Linked DNA regions of Homo sapiens: region 2 is linked to region 1. Evidence: read pairs that join two places in POLR2A ChIA-PET (ENCODE). Cell type or tissue: PC-9. All regions are shown on one strand. Links, peaks and the distances in the headings refer to the core of each region. The heading gives the core; the rest is flanking DNA.

Region 1 (5,337 bases), core at 204-5,203:
TAGTGAGGTCCTGCCTGGGAAAGCACCAAGTACTTCAGCAAAGGAAGCCATGAGCTCCTGCTGCAGCTGTGCATGGGGGTCAGGAACTGGAGTGAATCAGGGGCAACATAGATGCCTGCACTGGCCGTGTGTCCTGGCTTTGACCACAGTCCTAGCTGAGCAGGCAGAGCTTATATGGACTATAAGAGCTTCTGTGGACTATCCCGCTTAGTGAGCTGATAACGTTTTTAGCATTTTGAAGAGCTTCTGGATAAAGAAAACAAAGCTGAGCCGCTTTTGGTTATCTATGGCCCTGTGCATGCCTGGTTTGATCTGGGCTTTATTCTCAGAGAAGAGTAAACATCTGGTTTGGAGTGATGCTTGGGGGTCTGGTACAGCCATGTGAGAGGCAGAGGGCTTATTTGGCTGACAGTGGTAGAGGGTGTTTTCCTGTGGGAGAGTTAACACAGGAGAGTTTAATACTTAGAGTTGGCCTCTAAGTACTCCCTTTGGCCCATGGATACCAATTCGCCCCAGTTGCCTTCCCAGGCAATCAAGGGAGACTGTTCTTTTGGCCGCAGGCAGAAAAACATTGCATAACTTGACTCAATTTGCCACTGTCTCTCCAAGCTACCACCTGAGCCCACCAACCCAGAACCAGGGTCTTCTTGGGGCAGTTTATTTCCTCGTAGCTGACTTGTATAAACCATATCTGGCCAGATGTTTTCTGGTGTGTTCTATCCAGCCTCAGGGCTCAGGGTCATGGAGGTCATGGCCTATTCACTCTTTTTTTTAAACAGGGCCTGTCTCACTCTATTGCTCAGGCTGGAATGCAGTGGCGCCATCAAGGCTCACTGCAGCCTCGCCTTCTCAGGCTCAATAGATCCTCCTACCTCAGCGTCCCAAGTAGCTGGGACAGGCACATGCTACCACACCGGGCTAATTATTTATTTATTTATATTGCTTGATTGATTGATTGATTGAGACGGAGTCTTGCTCTGTCGCCTAGGCTGGAGTGCAGTGACTGACTGGATCTCGGCTCACTGCAACCTCCACCTCCCAGGTTCAAGCGATTCTCGTGCCTGAGACTCCCAAGTAGCTGGGATTACAGGCGCGTGCCACCATGCCTGGCTAATTTTTGTATTTTTAGTAGAGACGGGTTTTGCCATGTTGGCCAGGCTGGTCTCGAACTCATGACCTCAGGTGATCTGCCCACCTCGGCCTCCCAAAGTGCTAGGATTACAGGTGTGAGCCACCACGCCCAGCCAATTTTTTTTTTTTTTTAATAAAGATGGGGTTTTGTCACGTTGCCCAGGCTGGTCACAAACTCCTGAGCTCAAGCAGTCCTCCCACCTCAGCCTCCCAAAGTGCTGGGATTACAGGCATGAGCCATCTCAACGGGCCCCAATTCAATTCCATCGAGATTATTGATATTTTGGCTGTCAAAACCTGCTATTGCATATTATACTCCTCGTTACCACACTTCCTTATCATTTCTTGCTTTTCTTTTTGCTCTACTGATGCTCTATTTTTTTTTGTATTTATTTATTTATTTATTTATTTATTTATTTATTTATTTATTTGAGACAGAGTCTTGCTCTGTCACCCAGGCTGGAGTGCAATGGCACAATCTTGGTTCACTGCAACTTCTGCCTCCCAGGTTCAAGCGATTCTCCTGCCTCAGCCTTCCAAGTAGCTGAGATTACAGGTGCCCACCATCATGCCCGGCTAATTTTTGTATTTTTGTAGAGATGGGGTTTCACCATGTTGGCCGGGCTGGTCTCAAACTCCTGACCTCAGGTGATCCACCTGCCTCGGCCTCCCACAGTGCTGGAATTACAGGTATGAGCCACCGCACCGGGCCTACTGATGTTCTATTGATGAGGTTTTTTAATTCTGTTTTTCCCCTTAGGGATTTGGGAGGCATATAGTACAAGGATCTTTATGGTGGGATGGAAGTTTTTCTCCCGGTTGGTTAAATTTGGGGACTGTGAAGTTGTTAATTATTTCCCATTGTATGGAAAGAAACTAAGGACCACAAAGGGGGATGGTCCCAGAGCTGGGGCAGAGTCAGGCACCAGGAGCCTGGTCCCCATCTCCCCAGCTGCCCTCTGGGCATGTCCTCCTCCCAGCCAGATGATGTCCCCAGTGGATAACAGCTAAGGGGCAGTCTGTGGGTTCTGCACCTGTTATGGTCCCTGCGGGGGCACCACCCAGATCAAGGCCCCCGACTGAGCGCGAGTGGCTCTAGTCAGCTTTCTCGAGGTGCACACCACTTAAGGTCCCCAGCTCATGCTCCTGAGGCCTGGGGATGTGTGGCTTGTTTATTGGAGAAGTGCATTTGTACAGAATGGAGTTGTTGGCGGGGAGGGGGGGTGTGCTCCAGGGATTGGGTGATGCTCTGGGATAAACTCAGCCCAGCTGTGCCAACTCCACTGCGTTCATGCTCATTCTGAGTAGCTCTGCTCATGTTCTGCAGAGGGTGTGGCCTCTGCTGTGTGTTTGTGCATAAGTGCGTGCTGTGCACATCTCCTGTATATCCTTGTGGTGTGCCGCGTGTGTTGATAGAGTTGGCAAACAAGTTTTACTGCTTCGCTCCCGCTGCTGTAACTGCAGTTGTCTGTCCCTGTGCTGGGTGACCCTGCCAAGGGCCGCCTTAATGGGAGGTTGTGGAGAAAGGCCTGGCTCTCACTGCAGGGCTAGGCAGGGAGGGGGCCGCTGCCCTCTGGCAGCTGTGTGCTTGCCTCTGCCCTCTCTTGCTGGCATGCTCAACTCCAGCAATGGGACATGTGTTCCCCTGGGCACAGGCCACTTACCCTCTGTCCCCCTGAAAGGCAGGTGGAGCCTCTTTCTCCATTCTCGCCATGCTCTCTGCCTTCCCACCTGGAAGTGTCTGTCTCTTCCTTACTGCCCCACTGGGCTGGGGACCTTGGTCAGGCCAAGGTCAGGAGGGCTGGGAGGAAACCGACTGGTTTTGAGGAACAGAAAATGGATATTCAGAACTTGTGAGTTCCTCTCCTGTCTAATCTGTGGTTGGTTCTGTCTTACTTCCTCCAAAGTACAGAACATCAGACATCTTTAAAAATAAACCTCAAAGAGATGGCCTCTGGGAAGCTGACCCTCCAGGAGAGGGGGACCTCTACAGATCTGGGGACAGGCCAGTACTTCTGGGCATCCCAAAGCCAGGCAGGGCCCAGGCTCAGGCCAGCTTTGTTTGGGTCCCAGAAATTCTGGTTTCTTTGCAAGTGTACGAGCAGGCTTGAAGTGAGAGAGTTAAGCTGCGGAGGCAGGCTTGAAGTGAGAGAGTTAAGCTGCGGAGGCAGGCTTGCATTCTTCAGCCAGCTTTTGCTCAGGGCCTTGGCAGCACCCGGGCCTGCTCCCTGCCCCACCCCACCCAGGCCCAGTCCTCCCGGAGACCCTTCGGGGCCTCTCTCCCTAGGCAAGTGACTCATCAGCTTCCAACCTAACACTCTACCTGGGTCTCCTCATCCTTTAACTCTTCCTGGACAACGCTGTGGATTATCTTCTTCTCGTTCTGAGTTAGGAAAATAGACTCTAGTGCCTGTCACATCGTATGAAACTGCAATCCAGAGCCTCCGCCAGCTGGCCCAATGCATGGCTTCACTGCTGCACATCACACTGCGACATTTGAATCCAAGCAGTGATGCTCTCCCAGAAACGCTCTGTTCTCAACGCCGCGTCTTTGCTCCTGCTGTCCCTCCTTCCTGCGGAGCCCAGACTGTCTCTCCCGTCCTTGGATTGCTACGGGCATGGCTCAACCCGTGGCTTGTTTACATCTTGCTTCACATACTTGAACAGCTACCTTTTAGGGTCAATCCAGAGTCTCACCTCAGGCACAACCCCCATGGCTCCCCCTGAAATGCCTCACCCTGTCTAGATACAGTGGCTCAAGCCTGTAATTTCAGCACTTTCAGAGGTTGAGGCAGGAGGATCATCTGAAGCTAGGTGTTCATAGACCACCCTGCACAACATAGCGAGACCTTATTTCTGCAAACGGTTTGTTGTTGTTGTTGTTGTTGTTGTTTGAGATAGAGTCTCGCTGTGTTGCCCAGGCTGGAGTGCAGTGGCATGATCTTGGCTCACTACAAGCTCCGCCTCCTGGATTCACGCCATTCTCCTGCCTCAACCTCCCGAGTAGCTGGAACTACAGGCGCCCACCACCACGCCTGGCTAATTTTTTTGTATTTTTAGTAGAGATGGGGTTTCACCATGTTAACCAGGATGGTCTCGATCTCCTGACCTCGTGATCCGCCCGCCTCTGCCTCCCAAAGTGCTGGGATTACAGGCGTGAGCCACCGCGCCCGGCCAAAAGGTTTTTTTTTAAAAATGAGCCAGGTTTGGTGTTAACACGACACGGTGGCATACGCCTATGGTCCTAGCTACTCGGGAGGATGGCTTGAGCCCAGAAGTTCAAGGCTGCAGTGTTTGAGGCTCCCAGCTGTGCACCGAAGACGGCCAAGCACAGTGGGGAAGGTCCCTTACACGCCATCCTCAGTCTGCAGGAACAGCTCCCAGGCCGACCATGGCCTTCTCAAGTGCTCTCTGCGCATCACGTTTTCTGTCCCTTCTTCCCTGTCTTTGCCAGGAGTTTTTAGTGACGGAAACACAAACACAAATCCTGGAAAGCCCTGGGACAGTTCATCAGACTTAGAGGGACCCAAGGGCTAAACAGTGTCAAAAAACCTCAGTGTCACACCCTCCTCCTCCGGGCTCTGGCCCTTGGCGCCTTCCCAGGCAGGCTCTCCCCTCCTCCAGGCTCAACAGCCTTCCCTCAGCAGCCCTAGGCAAGTGACTCAGCTTCTAACCTAACACTCTACCTGGGTCTCCTCATCCTTTAACTCTTCCTGGACAAGAAAGAGCTTCGGCCCTCGAATCGTAACCAGAATGGCGTCTCATTGGCTTGGTTTGGGTCAGGTGCCCGTCTCTAAGCCAGTCACATTGGCAAGCTAGCATACAGTGAATGGCCAGCCTGGGATACACGTTCACCCCTCGAGTCAGGGCTGGAGTCACCACCATGGAACAGTTTGGTCTGAGTGTAGGGGACAGGAGGCTGGGACACTCTTACAAAGGAAGGGAAAGGACAGGATCCCTGGACGTGTGCAGCATCCCTGTGGTTCAGTCACGGGCAGTGGCCTTGTGCTCTGGTGTTGGTGGGAAGGATGAGGAGGGCAGTCCCAGGCTCTGGCCAGACGTGCCAACACCGCGGAGACAATTCAGTAAGTGAAAAAGCGAGACAAGAAGGGGAAGCCATGGGGAAACCATTGCTCTGTCAGGTGGTTATGCAACGCCCTGGCTGGTGTCAGTGACCCCCTCCACTCTACACGCTCACACGCACAC
Region 2 (5,337 bases), core at 230-5,229, 170 kb after region 1:
GCATATGAAATGTCCAGAATAGGCAAATCTGTAGAGACAGAAAGTAGATTAGTGGTTGTCTAGGGCTGGGGTAATGTGGGGTGGAGATGAGGAGAGTGACTACTAGTGGGCATGAGATTTTTTTTTGGGGTGATGAAAATGTTTTAAAATTGGTTGTGGTAATCATAATCTTAACTCTGAATATACTAAATGCCATTGAATTATATACTTTAAGTGAATTGTGTGGACTGTGAATTATATCTCAGTGTTGTAGTTATTTATTTTATTTATTTTTTTTGAGACTGAGTCTCACCCTGTCGCCCAGGTTGGAGTGCAGTGGCGTGATCTTGGCTCACTGCAACGTCCATCTCCCAGGTTCAAGTGATTCTCCTGCCTCAGCATTCCGAGTAGCTGGGATTACAGGTGCCTGCCACCACGCCTGGCTAATTTTTGTATTTTTAGTAGAGACGAGGTTTCACCATGTTGCCCAGGCTGGTCTCGAACTCCTGACCTTGTGATTTGCCCGCCTCAGCCTCCCAAAGCACTGGGATTACAGGCGTGAGTCACCGCGCCTGGCTGTATTGTAGTTATTTTTTAATGTTGATTAAAAGATCACCAGTGGGCAGGCACAGTAGCTCGTGCCTATAATCCCAGCACTTTGGGAAGCCAAGGCAGGAAGATAGCTTGAGTCCAGGAGTTTGAAACCAGCCTAGGCAACATAGCAAGTCCTCATCTCTACAAAAAATCAAAAAAAAAAAAAAGGTAAAGATAACCTGATTATCTTGCACTATCAAGTCATCAGCTGATGATCATCACTTTCTCACACAAACCTACCCAGATGTTGGTGAAAAGTTGCAGGGAAGTCAGTAGCAATCTTGGAGCTACAATGTGCTTCCGTTGAAATCAGAGCGTAATGAATGAGAAGAGGCCTTCCTGGAATGAGAGCACAGAGTGTAACCGTTGCGGTCTTGGCCTTCATTCTTTTCTGTGAGATGTTTGGGCCTCACCCCTGGGGAGGCAGAAATAGCTAGAGAGTGGGGAGAAGAGCTTGGGAGTTGTTTTTGAGGTATTCCCCATACTTTGAGATACTCCTCATACTTTTTTTTGATGTGATGATTGTTTTTTCCTCCTTTGAACTGGAAGAAAATTTAACAATACCATGCCATCCAGTTAAAAAAACATTTCCTCAAGTCTTTTTTTTTTCTTTTGAGACTGAGTCTTGCATTCTATCGCCCAGGATGGAGTGCAGTGGCACAGTGATAGCTCACTGCAGCCTCGAACTCCTAGGCTTAAGCAGTCTTCCTGCCTCAGCCTTCTGAATAACTGGGACTACAGGTGGCCATCATGCCAGGTTAATTTTTACTTTTTTTGGCCAGGTGCAGTGGCCAATGCCTATAATCCCAGCACTTGAGGTCAGGAGTTCGAGACCAGCCTGGCCAACATGGTGAAACCCTGTCTCTAATAAGAATACAACAATTAGCTGGGATATGGCGCATGCCTATAATCCCAGCTTCTTGGGAGGCTGAGGCAGAAGAATTGTTTGAACCTGGGAGGCGGAGGTTGCAGTGAGCCGAGATTACGCCACTGCACTCCAGCATGGGCAACAGAGTGAGACTCTGTGTCAAAAAAAGAAAAAAAATTTTTTTTTTTTTGTAGAGATACGGTCTTGCTATGTTTTCAAGGCTGGTCTTGAACTCTTGGACTCAAGTGACCTCCTCCCTTGGCCTCCCGAAGTGCTAGGATTACAGGCATGAGCCACCACACTCAGTCCCCTTAAGTCTTTGTCTTGATGAAGACACTGATCCCAAAGTGGTCTCTTTACTGTTGGCAGAGAGAATTTTAACATGTTTCTTTTCTGAGACAGTGAAAGAGGGAGAAAGGAAGAAAGCAAGGGCCAGTGCTCCAGAGGATGCTTATTCCTGGGTTAGTTCTTTTCTTTGGGCTTTGACCCTTTCGAGACTCTGATTAAAGTGTTGGACCCAAGAAAGAGGCATGTACACAGAAGAGTTGACATGATTTTAGGAGATCTGAAGATCTCCTGTTCTATAGAATTGATGGCTCTTCTCATTAACAAGAAGTATTGACATACTATCAGAATGATGGTCAGCAGTGAAATAAAGACATACATAATGGGCTCTATTCTGAAACTTGGTACTTGTAATCTGGGTGGGTAGGTTATAAAGGTCAGTGCTTGGGGCACACCTCAAATTTAGTCTCCTGATTTTGGAGTACTCTTTATTGAAGTCCTCAAATTACTTGATTTGAGGACTAAGATAAATGAGATTGAGATCATTCCGTGAGTTTCTTAAGAGAGCGTGATGATATTCAATTATATGAAGGTTTCCAGACCTGGAAGTGCCACTTTTCTGTGTCCTCCAGTTGAGAAGCTGTGAGTCCTGGGGACAGAGTCCCTAGCATAGCTTTGTGGGAGTCTGGGGGCTTACAGAGCAAGGGCCTTCTCAGGCTGCCTAGTAATGTGTAACGAATCTCACTGATCTTCTTTTCACTTTAAATAGGATGGGTATTGTCTCCTCTTTGTCTGGATTTCTGCATAAAGGGCTAGATGAAGATTATTGTAGGACCAGCAGCTTATACAGCTTTGAAAAAGTGACAGGTCTACGTGTGTAAGTGACAGTGTGTTCCGCTAGTGATCCCAGGGAGGATGAAATGGAGGTGTGGTGGGAGATGCTTCACATTTAGTAGCATCTAGTAGAAGGCATTTGTTTTGTTAATTATTTTTATATACATTACAGGAGAATTAGAAAATGCTGAAAAAACAAAAGCGTACAAACATCTTTAAAAACAAAGACATTGTATCATGTTGTAAATACTGTTTTTAAAACCTTTTTAAATGTTTAAAAAATTGCAGATATATAGAAAAATTGAGAAAAGCAGAAAAATTGTATGGTAAATACTAGATTCAGATTAATCTTTATTTGATAATAATTTTGTGCTTATGATTAAGTTATAAGAATACAACCGGCCACGCACAGTGGCTCACGCCTGTAATCCCAGCACTTTGGGAAGCCAAGGCGGGTGGATCACCTGAGGTCAGGAGTTTGAGACTAGCCTGGCCAACATGGTGAAACCCTGTCTGTACTAAAAATACAAAAATTAGCCGGGCTTGGTGGCAGGTGCCTGTAATCCCAGCTAGTTGGGAGGCTGAGGCAGGAGAATCGCTTGAACCCGGGAGGTGGAGGTTGCAGTGAGCCGAGATCGCGCCATTGCACTCCAGCCTGGAGGACAAGAGTGAGACTTCATCTCAAAAGAAAAAAAAGTTGGTCCTTTAGGGGGAAAAAATATAACAAGAGAATTTTGGAATGTTCTTCACCCAGATTTCCGAAAATGTTAATGTTTTACTACATTTGCTTTGTCCCTATTTTTTTTTTTTTTTTTAGAGACAGAGTTTTGCTCTTGTTGCCCAGACTGGCGTATAGTGGCACGATCTTGGCCCACTGTGGCCTCTGCCTCCTGGGTTCAAGCGATTCTCCTGCCTCAGCCTCCTGAGTAGCTGGGATTACAGGCATATGACACCATGCCCGTCTAATTTTGTATTTTTAATAGGGACGGGGTTTCTCCGTGTTGGTCAGGCTGGTCTCGAACTCCCGACCTCAGGTGATCCACCTGCCTCGGCCTCACAAAGTGCTGGGGTTACAGGTGTGAGCTACTGCGCCTGGCCGTCCTTTTTTTTTTTTTTTTTTTTCCGACACAGGGTTTGGTTTTGTCACCCAGGGTGGAGTGCAGTGGCACAATCACAGCTTAGTGTAGCCTCAACTTCTCAGGCTCAATAGAGCCTCCCATCTCAGCCTCCCAAGTAGCTGGGACTACAGGTGCATGCCACCAAGCCCAGCTATCTTTTTGTAGAGATGGGGTTTTGCCATGTTGCCCAGGTTGGTCTCAAACTCCTAGGGTCAAGCAATCCTCCCACCTTCATTTCCCAAAGTGCTGGGATTATAGGTGTGAGCCACCACACCTGGCCATCCTTTTCTTTAACCTCTTTCTTTGTGTGTGTGTGTCTGTGTGTATGTGTCTTGCGTGTATGTTTGTGCTTGTGTGTCTTTTTTTCTGAACTAAGAGTAAATTGCTCTCATGATGTCTCCTTAATCCTAAATACTTGTGTGTGTGTGTGTGTTTAAAAAAAAAAGTTATTTTATGTAGCCACAGCACAGTGATCAAAATCAGGAAGTTAACATTTGTAACAATACCATTATCTAATCTGCAGGCCTTATTCATATTTCACCTATTGTCCCAATATGTCCTTTATAATGAAAGAAAGTCCCAGATCCTGTGTTGTATTCAGTTGTTACTCTCCTTTAATCTGGAACTATTCTCAGCGTTCTCTTTGTGCTTCAGAGTACATACTGTTTAGACCTGATTTTAAAAAAATAATACATATGAAACATTTTTCCATATTGAGAGATATTGAAAGCAGTGTATCCCAGTGATTGAGTCAGGGCTCTGGAGCCAGAATACTTGGTTTCAAATCCTGATTTCACTACTTAATGCCTGTGTTATCCTGGACAAGTTTTTTACCTGTGAAATGAGGAGTACTGATACTACCTCATAGGATTGTGAGAATTAAATGCAGAAGGGCTCATTACTGAGTTCAGTGCCTGGCACAGACTAAGTGCTCAATAAACACCAGCTATTATTCACACCATTCAGTGGATTCCTAAGGGACATTTTGCAAACATCTTAGTTCTGTTCTCTCTTCCTCTCCCCTCCTTCACTTCTTCACATCTGGGTTCCCAAAAGCAAATGGTCAGCTTACTAGACAATGGTATGGTTTGAGATGGAAACACTGCTCTAAAAGAGTGGCTCCTAGATGCCAGTGTATGAACTCCAGTTGTGTGGTAACAGAGTTTTCACTGGTGCAAGAATCATAATAATGAAGTTCTTTTTCTTAAGTGCTAAATGTATTCAGTTGTTTCATTATGAAATTACATTGTTCTCTCTCATCTTTTGGTGTTAAAGTGTCCCTTTGTAAAATGATGTTTATTATAGATGATTGTTCTGTCATTATTGTATTTTAATATTTTTAGTAGGCAATAAAAAGAAGCCAAATCTAATACTCTCCAAAATATTTTTGGAAATATTAATGGTTGATCACAGCCAGTGGTCTGGGAATTCGTGCTTTAGAAGATGTATGTTTGGCTTTGTGTTTATATATATATGAGTACCTGTGAACGATATTTGTATCTAGAAATACACTAGTCACTGATTGAATGTTTATTGACTCCCTCCTGAACACCAAGACATTGTACTAAATGCTTCGCATATCTCATTTCATCTTCATAATGAACCCTGTGAGCTTTGTATTGTTCTGTTTACAGTGAGGAAATAGAATCTCAAAGAGGT

What was found. ChIA-PET counts read pairs that join two places held together with the same protein. Peaks named below come from ENCODE experiments on the same cell type or tissue, not always from the same donor. Only the 100,000 strongest peaks of a DNase experiment are listed, where the experiment ranks them.
Region 2: POLR2A ChIA-PET joins it to region 1 with 6 read pairs; 2 of 35 experiments call an interaction of 5 or more read pairs at or near these places.

What each region holds. Positions count from the first base shown.
Region 1 is chr2:96,885,903-96,891,239 of GRCh38, reverse strand. All of the region lies in intron 14 of FAM178B (family with sequence similarity 178 member B), which reads left to right. Among named protein-coding and RNA genes, the nearest start is that of SEMA4C, 18 kb to the right of the region's middle. RefSeq lists a silencer at 54-348 and an enhancer at 3,083-3,638. In PC-9, for the core only: no CTCF peak of the experiment used is centred there; DNase peaks (open chromatin) are centred at 2,549, 3,419 and 4,789; H3K4me3 peaks cover 951 bases; H3K27ac peaks cover 2,302 bases.
Region 2 is chr2:96,715,879-96,721,215 of GRCh38, reverse strand. The region is part of intron 4 of LMAN2L (lectin, mannose binding 2 like); the gene reads left to right. Among named protein-coding and RNA genes, the nearest start is that of LMAN2L, 22 kb to the left of the region's middle. In PC-9, for the core only: no CTCF peak of the experiment used is centred there; no DNase peak of the experiment used is centred there; H3K27ac peaks cover 985 bases.